Linked DNA regions of Homo sapiens: region 2 is linked to region 1. The links are chromatin loops, found by intact Hi-C in ENCODE. Cell type or tissue: IMR-90. All regions are shown on one strand. Each heading gives the region's core, and the rest is flanking DNA. Links, peaks and the distances in the headings are about the cores only.

What was found. A loop is a pair of places that touch in the nucleus more often than their neighbours do. Peaks named below come from ENCODE experiments on the same cell type or tissue, not always from the same donor. Only the 100,000 strongest peaks of a DNase experiment are listed, where the experiment ranks them.
Region 2: it touches region 1 in a loop (6-fold over the local background); 5 of 110 quality-filtered maps call a loop at or near these places.

What each region holds. Positions count from the first base shown.
Region 1 is chr5:93,356,281-93,361,555 of GRCh38, reverse strand. No RefSeq gene overlaps it. Among named protein-coding and RNA genes, the nearest start is that of NR2F1-AS1, 220 kb to the left of the region's middle. RefSeq lists an enhancer at 1,096-2,295. In IMR-90, for the core only: no CTCF peak of the experiment used is centred there; a DNase peak (open chromatin) is centred at 2,055; H3K27ac peaks cover 741 bases.
Region 2 is chr5:93,575,326-93,580,600 of GRCh38, reverse strand. The region is part of intron 1 of NR2F1-AS1 (NR2F1 regulatory antisense RNA 1); the gene reads left to right. Among named protein-coding and RNA genes, the nearest start is that of NR2F1-AS1, 3.3 kb to the left of the region's middle. In IMR-90, for the core only: no CTCF peak of the experiment used is centred there; DNase peaks (open chromatin) are centred at 1,410, 1,920 and 2,400; H3K4me3 peaks cover 1,823 bases; H3K27ac peaks cover 2,726 bases.

The DNA.
Region 1 (5,275 bases), core at 398-4,397:
TATTTTCAGTAGACACGGGGTTTCACCGTGTTAGCGATCCTTGTTTCTAACAAGTGCTCACAAGTTTACCTCTGCTCCACAGATACTCTCTCTTCCTCCTGAGGGGCTGCTCGTGTGCTGAACTGATGCCTTCCAAGCAATAGGATGGAAAGTTTACCCTTTTATGGGCCCTTATCAATATTTTCATCATATCAAAGGGAGAAGCTACGTTGGAGCTGTGAGGCAAATATCGTTTTGAATTGGAAGTCACTTTGACTTTGCATTTTTAATTGTATTAACAGCAGTGTACTGGAGTAGCTTAGAAAATGTTTACAACTTGGCCCAGTCAACAGACTTATTTACTGAATAATTTTCAAAAATTAGGTTAAAATGTACAGCATTTTCTCTGCTATCTCTGCCAGTTGGTCTTTGAGCCAAGCCAAGCCAAACCAAACCAACCAAACTACACAAAAAAGACCAGGTTTGCATGTTGAATCTGGAATGTTTTGAATCCAAGGAAATAACTTACTTATTCACGTTTAGTTGGAGTAACATGTTTATGGGTACTAGATTTTAATGCCAGTAGTTTGAATGGGTGCTTTCATGCATATTTACTTACTTGGTTGACAGAGCACTAGATATCAAATGTGGAGTAGACTGCTTAGGGTTGCATGATTCAGAACGTGGGCATGACATCTTGTCTTTGGGTCTTGATGAGCAAACACTTTATCTCAAGACAGTGTCCTCTAGCTCATAAATATATTTTACTAATGATGCATAAATATTAAAAAGAAATATGGAAGTGTACTATGAAACTGTTCACTTCAATAAACCATGACATAATGAAAGGTAAAGTTTTTAGTTTGTTTTATTAATCATCATGAATAATAACACCCCAGCCCCATTAAAGGGCAAATTATTGTTATGCCTTGCTTAACAACGGGAAACACTTTGAGAAATGCGTCCTTAGGTGATTTTGTCACGTGAACATCATAGAGTGTACTTACACCAACCTAGATGTATAGCCTGCTACATACCTGCACTATACAGTATAGCCTATTTCTCCCAGGCTACAAATCTGTACAGCATTTTATTGTACTAAATACTGTAGGCAATTGTAACACAATGGTGTTTGTGTATCTAAACACACTTTAACATAGAAAAGGTACAGTAAAAAATATGGTATTATAGTCTTATGGAACCTAAATGCTATTATGTGGCACATCACTGTAAGATGACTCCCTCCTCAATTTTTTTTAACCCTAAAGTAGAAACCATTTAATTTTAGTCAGTTTTGTTTGTTGTTTCATACATTTTTCCTCCAGCTTGGATGCAACTGTCAAACTTACTTCTGGATGACCTATAAAGAATGAAAAGTAATTGGATAATACAGTTATTCCATAAATTGAGACACATGTCTCAGCTGGACAAATATTGCTGACTCAGCCTTCCTTCCTGCCATTTAATCCTTTTTACTTGAAATAAAAAAAGTCCCGATTTTCATACCTCAAATAGACTTCTTGAAACAGATTTGAAAAGAAGAGCCTATTGCCAGCGGGAGCAGGACTCCCCAGTTGCGTCTCCGTCATCTCAGCTCACCTGGAATGCTGGTCGGGTGGTGACAGTGACTGACAGGGCCAGGCTCACCTTGGTGTGAGGGCTGAGGGCTCCAGGCTGATGAAACATATCTGGAAATGTGCCCAGTGGAAACACAGAGCGGCGTGGGTACACTTTCATGCCAAAGATATTCGGGAATGGGTCCAAAAACATCTTCTGTAACAGGAAATGAAAGAGGAAATAACTTGTTATTCCAAAGGGGTGAGAGGGTTGGGGTGAGAGTTGAAAGAAGGGCTGAAAAGAGAGAAAAAGAACTGAGCTATGAAGGTGAGGTGATGTTGAAGAGGGGATGTGAGTAGTTGGAGCTGGAAATGTTAATGAGCTCACAAAGATAAGGAGGAAGTAGGGACTGTCTGGAAGCTAAACACACCATCATGGAAAGGACAGCTTTGCCAAGAATAACAACATCAAGATAATTAAAGGAAAAGGCTAACGTAAATATGAGGAAAAGGAGAAAACGCTGACGGGTCTTAAATACCAGAACATTCCAGCTCAGCATTTCGTAATTGACAACATAAACAGGAAAAGGAAGGGAAGGCCTTCTGCAGCCACACAGACATTCCATCCTATGATATTTGTGTTATCATTCAGTTTTCTGTTGACTCAGGATGCATTGGGTGGGATGAGAATTATAACTTTTATTGTTTTATCTCTCTGCGTCCGGTATGTTCTGTACATTTGTCAGAAGGCCATGATACTAGGATACTTAATTAATTTCCTGAATCGTGTTATTCAGTAGTGTAATTTTGTAGTGTAAGCTGTAGAACCAAATCATGTATCTCTATTATATATAAAATTTTCTTGAGCTCTTTTCATGCTAACTAATGGAGTGCCTGCAAAACAATTTTAAAAGTTGATAAAACTAAGTAAGTAGTATACTGACCACACACAACCTCACACTGCATGACACCCCACCTATTCTGTTCTGTAAGCAGTTCACATCAAGCTCCAATTTGTGTTCTCTTTCTGTTCCTGAGCATTCCACAATCTTCTTTCCAGAATAAAATTGTTTGGAAGACTGAAATCTTTTCCAGGGAGAAGGGAATTATAAAGTCCACAAGCAAATAAAAATAACATGTCCTTTTTAGTATGGAGATCCAAATTAGACTTCTAATTTGGTAAAAAAAAAAAAAAAAAAAAAAAGCAATGGTGGGATCTCTTCCCTAAATTATTACCCAAAAGAATGTTTATATATAACTTCATTTATTGTAAAACAGTATGAAAAAGACCAGTAAATATATTTCCTTGTGTGATGAAATTCACCAGTCTAATTCTTCTTTAATGCTTCTCTTTAACAAAATTCTCCTGAGGGTAGTTTTGTGTGTATCTAAATTTATAATACTAGGTATATACCACTCCAAAAATGTGTATCAATACATAAAACCCTAGGAACAGTATGTGACTAACCAAACTCACTATTGCTTTATTTCCTCTCTCTGGTTAACTTTATGATAAGTTTAATCTCGTTCTACCCTTTAAAAATATTTTCATAAGTTGTTTCTTTACTGGTACATAGCATTACTTACATAACAGTTCATAAAATCATAAAAGCTTGACATATTTTTCCTCTGTTGCCAGGAGCAGTTGGTGACAAATAATATAAAATAAAAACTTTAACCTTGGCTTTTTCACCACCATAGGAGCCTGAGGATTTATCAGTTTTCTCTATGTGTTCTCAAAATGTAAAGAACCAAGAAAGACTACATTTGAGTAGACAACCTATTTTAAAGGCAGGAGATCTATTTGGCTATCAGACAGGCATGGAGCCTTGGAGACACAGTCTAGACCTGGCTTTGTCACAAACTGCCTATGTAGCACAAGCAACAAGTCAAGTAAGAACGGGGTGAAAGAGGTGCTGCCTTCTAATGAGGCTGGGGAGAGGAGCAAAGGAGGTGGGGAAAGAAAGAGAGCAAGGCCTGAGAGAAGACTTGGAGTTGAGGAACAGGTTATTCAGACTCATCAGAAGGAAAGAATACTGAAAAAACCTGGAATCCAGTTTAAGGCAAACAGAAGAAAAGATAGTGCATTTCTATGTCAAGGTGTCCCAAGAGGGTAGTCTAGTTGAAACTTTTTAAAGACCTAATGGGATTGTGGTTGGATTTTGAAATTGAGGATGTGGTTTTCAACCACCGGACAAGACTGATAAACTACAAAAAATGCACTCACCTGGCTATTGGTACCCACTGGAAAGGGATGTATTCTCTGTAATTTCTCTGTATGTTTTTTTAAAGCAGAATATTGGTTGGGATTATTCTTATTGCATTTGAGGAAAATATATATGTATTTGATTTCTATTTCTTGTTATATATAACTTTTGAACCATGATCTCAAAAATTTAAAACATCTTTTCAACACATCTCAAAAATATAGCATAGCCCTCAATTATTTTTGATACTAAAACAGAGTGAGTCTGGAACAATTAAAATATGGGAATACCTAGAACTTGAATCTAGAAAGAACCTGAAAAAGTGAATCTCTTACATCATAACTTTTAGTAGAAGAAGGAGAAATAACGACTAAAGATGGGTAAAACAACAAATGTACAAAACAGCCTCATAATGCATCCATGAAAAATTGAAGTTTGCACCGAACATTCTGGACTACATACTTCTTCCTATGTTTTAGAAAAGATTGCTTTTAAGCTCACTCAAGGCAGGTGCTATGACACATTCATCATAGAGCTTCAGCCCCAAAGTTCACCATCTAGCTTACATTTTTTTGCACACAGTAGAGGCTCAATATTGTCGTATCAAATTGAAAATAGGATTCAGATGTTTCTTAGAGTTAAGTCTCCTTTTCATTGTTAATTTTCAATTATAGAGAAATACATAATTAGTGTATAAAAGGAATTTCCACTAAAAGTCTCTGGGATGCTGAAGTGATGATACATCAAATCCAAGTTGTATCTTTCTTCCAGGTGGAATCAGGGACAGACAGACATAGGTATTTATCTGGGTACATGAACCATGCTTTATGGCAACTCAGAAAGTGCCATTTACTTACTGCCCAAGAAGAAGATGTATTGTAAAAGACAGAAATCACCAGTATTTTGTGTTCTGGCCCTGTCTTCAAGGCATCCAGAGAGACTCCTGGAAGAAGGACATTTTTTCTGCAGTTGCCTTAGGACCACATGAAAAAATTTAAATTATTATTTTTTTTCTTTCCAGGAACAGACTTTTTTTTGGGGTAGTATCATCTCTTAGTGTACACCAAATCATAAGAAAAAAATTCATAAAACAATTTCTTCCTTTTGCTTTAGAGTTTAATCAGCTGCAGGATGCATGAGGGGAAGTTTGTGGGCAGGGCAATTCTCTAATAACAGCACTTTAAATACATCCTTATTTTATGGGTTGTGTTTAGAACCCACTTCCTTACACTGTAGGTTTTATTAGTACTTAAAACTAAGCTTGAATTTTCCTGCTTCTTGGACAAATAAAAAGTGAAGTCATAACTTAGTCTGATTACCTTTTCATCCCATGTAAAATGTGAAATGATTATTTTAATTTCTTTTGATTAAAAAACCCCATAAACCCATTCTTCCTTGCAGATGTGACTCTCCTCTTTGGCTCTCATTTAGAGAAGGATGGACAACCCTCCATCTCAGAATTAGAGATGCCCTGGGTTGGGGGTAAACCACTGGCAAATCCTCTCAGCAGACCCTTTTCTGTGGTTCAGAAAT
Region 2 (5,275 bases), core at 663-4,662, 220 kb before region 1:
GAGACCAGCGACAGCGAGCGCCAGGGCACCGCAGGCACACTGGATGCCCAGTCCGCCGGCCCAGCCGCCCTCGGACCCTGGACCGTGCGTCGTGGGCACCAGAAACGAGACTCGGCCAAATCCTGCCTCACCAGGCAAGTAACATAATGGTTGTCGTTTCTCTTGAACTTGGGGTTGGTAACGGGCAGGGCCGGGAGGCAGTCTTGGCTCGCACGGCCTCCGCAGGCCGAGAGCAGAGTCTAGGCAGCCAGGGCGGGACGAGGAGAACTTTCTTCGGGGCCTGCTCGGGAGTTGCCCTCGCTCGGCCTCTGTCTCGCCGTAGCGCTAAGGCGAGGATCGCGGCCGCCGCGCCTCCTTGGAGGGGAGGATCGTGCCAGGCGAGCAGCAATCCACATTCAAAACAGGCTGCTCCCACCCCCACCCGCTATTCCCTCTCTCTCCTAGGCGGGAAACGGATGCCCGGGCGGAGGACGGGGACCCGCACGTTTAACACCGGCCCGGCTGTTCCTGCTGGTGCCGAGCGCGACCCGCGGTGGAGCCGGCTGCAGAGTCCGGCCCGGCTGGCCCTTGTGCCCGCGCCTTGCCTGGTTACGGCCTGAACCTGGCGAGCTTGGCTGCAGCCGCCCACCTGCGGACGCCGTTTGTAACGCCATCCCCTAATGTAACGCGATCGATGGCTGCCTGTCTGATGTGGGCGATAGTGTCAGCGGATTAAAAGGGACATCGAGCCGCTCTCCCGAGCAGACAACCTGCGGCGGCGGCGAGAGAGCACCGGGATTCGCAGCCTAGCAGCCGAGCCAGACTCCCTGCGCCGCTGCCAGCCGGCTGGGGGCGGGGAGGGGGTCGCCTCCCAGGGGTGGGGACAGAGGGGGTGTGTTGAAAGGAAGAGGCTCAATTAAAACCAACAAGAGCGCTTTCCTCCGTGCGGGGCAGGGGCGTGCGTTTGCGTCAGAGGGCGCGCGGGGGGCGGGGGCAGCCGATGCTGGGGACTGCACCCGGGGGCTGGGGGGTCTCGGAAGCGAGGAGGCCTTGCCTAGCTGGGCTGGCCCGGGGTCAGGCCCTGTAGGTGAGGGCCAAGGCGAGACGGGATGACAGCTGAGCCTGCCCGGGAGCAGAGGCGCCCACCCATCCTTACTGTGGGCTCTCCGTGCCCCCACAGAGCTTTCAAACTTGAAAGAGGCCCCTGGGACCCGGCGTGACCCTAGCGGTGGGGAGAAGTTGGGCCCGCGAGGCCTCAGGCGAAGCCGCGGGCTCCTCCGGAAGGAAGGAGGAGGGTGAAGTCCCCTGTCCTAGTCCCAGGGGTGGGAGTGGGAAGCTGTTGGTGGTGATGCCCGGAGCAGCGGAAGCCCGCGGCTTTTCGGAGGAGGGGAGCGGCTCGCACTCCTACGGGGCATCCTTGCCAACTTTCTGTCACAAGAGGGGGCGGGGAGAAACCAAGGCTTTTCGAGGAGGGCGCTGTCCCCCTCTGGAACTCGTCCGGCCTGAGTGGCACTTAGAGCTCAGTTTCTCTTCGGAAGCCTGTGCTCCCCGACCGCGGTTGCACACCCACAGGGCGCCCCACTTGTGCTCATAGCCCTGCCTCCAGCAAAAATGTCTTCCCTAGAGGCACTGAGAGGTCAGCTTAGTTCCTGGGAAGCCCTTTCTTTCTTTCTTCAAGGCTCTCTTTTGATACTGGTCCCAATTGGCACACTTGTCCTGGGCCTAATGCGACCCACACTCAACCAGGAAATAATGATATCTGTTGTTGTGGGGTAGGGTACCTAATAGAAAACTGATCATAGTTTTCGAGAGTACTTAGATCCCCCAATTGGGAAATCCTACATACTTGTCCAGGCACGCTCAGCTGCAGGAGCAGAAAACGCAGTTGTAGTGTCCACGTTTCTTTCACCCACCCCCTCTTCTTCAGATCTCTCTCCCTCCCTTCTAGGCCAGGCCTTTCACCTCGGAACCTTAAGCTGAGTCTGGACGTGGTTCTTGGACTCGGACCGCTGTGGCTCTTGCCTCAGCATCCTACCCGAGGCCTCCAGCCAGGCCCACAGGGGCTCAGCCCTCTCCAGGGTCTCTCTTTCGGTTTGGCGGGTCTGGGAACTGTAAGGGCCTTGCCGGGGCCTGGGCTCCCGGGAGCCTCCCTTCCTTCCTCTGCCTTCCTGGTTCCCACAGACCTGTTCAGTGCACACTAGATCTTTAGTGTAGTTCCCCAAAAAGGCGATGAGAAGGTACCGCTCCGCTTGGGGAAAGGAATTAGGCTGTAAGCCTATAGTACCCCTTGCGGGCTGCTAGCATCAAGCTCAGCGTTAATCACGTTTTAAAAGACATACCAGACAAAGCTTGATCTCTCCCAGCTTGCCACCCAGTAAATTGTGATCTGGTGAGAGAGGAAGAGAAGCACAGATCGGTTTGGCTGCACATTCAGGGTTGACTTGCGTTCCAGGCCCCAGAATCCGGATCTAAGCGGACTGTCTGTCTGTTAACATATCCTCTCCCTCCATATCTTTCTTACCACGAGGCTGAACCATTTTTCACTAATTCTATGGGCTTTTTTTGATATTGATATCTTGGTCTCCCGAAAGTCATTCATTTTAGCTTTTTGGTAAGTCACACTGAACAAAAGTGGCCTTGTAAAAACATTTTCTAAATCTAGTTCAAGAGCCATGGGACCCTACAAATGATCAGATATGTGTAGGAAATTCTCTTTTATACCTCTTCCCTACCTCAAAATCGTTAAAAATGGTATTATTCTGTTTAGCAAGACCACAGAACAGAACTAACCCCGTTTTATCGAGCCCATCTGGAGAGATGAACATGCCTGCAATCATTGAGAAAAAGGTCAGTGCCTCTGATCTTGCTGCAGACCTTTCCCAAAGAGCTTATTTGAAAGGTGCTGAATCAATTAGTCTCCCCTGGCATGAGATTAAAGCCAGGAAGGACATAGTTGAAGATGTATTTAAAATGGTCTCACACAGATCTTTTGGAAGAAAGGGTGGAGAGAGGTGCAGGAATGCCCATCTAATGTTTTGTGATTACTAAAACACAAAACCAAAACAAACAAACTAAACCCCAGCCTATCTCAGAAATCTTTACCCCCAAGACTGAACCCAGCCTATATTGTGGCTGCCTAGTTGTAAAAAGTTCTGCCTTTATCAACAAAAAACCAGGTGGATAGGCCAAGTTAGGAGTCAGGCTTCTGGTGGACTGCCTACCCTTAGCGTGCACATATAGTCAAACCATGAACCCAACAGACTCCAGGGTTTACTATCGCTCTGGTAGCCCAGGCATTTCTTCTTTGTCACCTTTGGGTCGAAATGCTCAGAGATAAGTGCTGTACCTTAGTTTAGTTTTCTATCTCAAACCGGTCATTTAAAGCACGTGTTTTGAAAAAGAGAGATAAGGGAAGCACTTCTCCTTTTGGCCTAGGCCCCCAGTTAGAGGGCCCAGGAGAAGCAGCAGGAGGAAGGACGGCAGGAGAGCAAGCACTGACCTTTGGATGCAAATCGAGCCTTTTTAGAGGAGGAAAAGTGACAATCATTCTTAGCACACCAGTGAAGCTAGAGCCAAATATTTACTTTTTATAAAAATCAAGTCTTAGCTATCTAAATGCATTTATGCAAAAAGAAAAAAGGAAATAATTGAAGACTTTTATGTTATAAAATTTATTTATTTTAAATACCCAGCTTGAGTGAAGAATAAAACCGCATGGCTATTCTTTCCAGGGAAAATGGATTAGGTTTGGATGAAAGTTGAAGTTTTGAAATGAGTCTGAAGGTTGTTGGAGTACCCTGAGAATACAATCAACTGCTCTACATAATCATTTCCCTTAATAGTTACCTGTCAGAGCACCTATTTCTTCTACTACAGGATTAGCCCATCAGAAGTAGATCTGAGTTGGATATTTCACTGACTAAAGACTGCTCTAATATGTTTCAGTGTTTAATGTCACTTTCTTTACTGCCTATGAGATAAACTAGTGGAAAAGTATTGGCTCAAAAAGCCAGCAGGTCTGCTGGTGTTACCAGTCATGTTGCAATTGTATTTACCTATCAGAACGTTGATCTAAATAATAAACCTAACATTTCCTTCTAAACTGTCAGTGGAAAGATATATTTATTACAATGTCCTCCATCGTTGAGGAGAGAGGAGGTTTAGCTAAAGTTTAAATGAAAAAAAAAAAAAAGCACAAGCATAGGACACCACTGATATAAGCAATAGAACAGTAAACAATTATGCCCTTTGTTATGCTATATATATTTTATTTACCCATTTCAAAGGTGGAAAATAAACCTAGCCCATCTTTGGGGGGAGTTAATAAAGTATTCTGAATGCATGATCTAACAAAACTCGGGGATCGTTCTATGTTTTATTGTTACCCCCCTGCATAAAGTCTTCTGAAGCTGAAAAGAGAAAGGAAAGGGCTTTTGTGTTAGTTGATCCTTGGCTATTCTAGGGCTCAGGTTGGTGTGAAAGGGATGAGGAGGTCACTTGAAATCTCCTTTTATCTACTCTTATTTTCTCTCTGGATCAGCAACTTTGAATAGACATCATCTAATCGCTCTTAATGGAAAGAAACTATGGGAGCAACAAAAATGCCTTTACTCCAGAAGTGAATACATGCATGCGGACAGCTAGCTGAGCTTTCATAGAACTGAATCTCTGCACACATGTACTTAAAGATTTTTCAGTTCATGGATATATATGTCAATATTTCCCATACATGGGGGGCGATGATTAGGTAGGTTATTTTACCCTCATGCATAAGTATGCACACACGTCTACCTTAGAATTCTCTAACAAGCAGTCTAGGTGATACTTTCAGCTGACTCTTCATTTAGCTTTTTCATGCCCTCACTCTCTGGGCATATTTAAGTACTGAAAAAAAAAAGCAAACAATTAAGAACACAATGGACAGCTTTTTCCAGAAGTCATCTTATTTCCTTTCTGTTTTCAACTGGAAGTCACAGTGACAGGAGGATTTCTCTTCAGGGGGAGGAGATTGTGTGACAGGTGGGAGGTAATGGGGCAAGACAAGACCTTTACTTTCAATTTCTCCCCACAATTTTTTCTTTTTGCTTGGAGTTAAATTGGTTAAAATACAATAAATAGTGGAAAATAAGAGCCTGACATTAGGCAGTTTAAAAGTTTTACATGCTATAGACACGTCTCCAAATTCTTGAAGCTGAGCAATTTATCATAATTTATTTGAAATAGGAATTATCTTAGGAAGTCTCACATGCTGGTTAAAATGTCCAAGTTGTCTTCCAGGCATTGTTATAGTATTTAC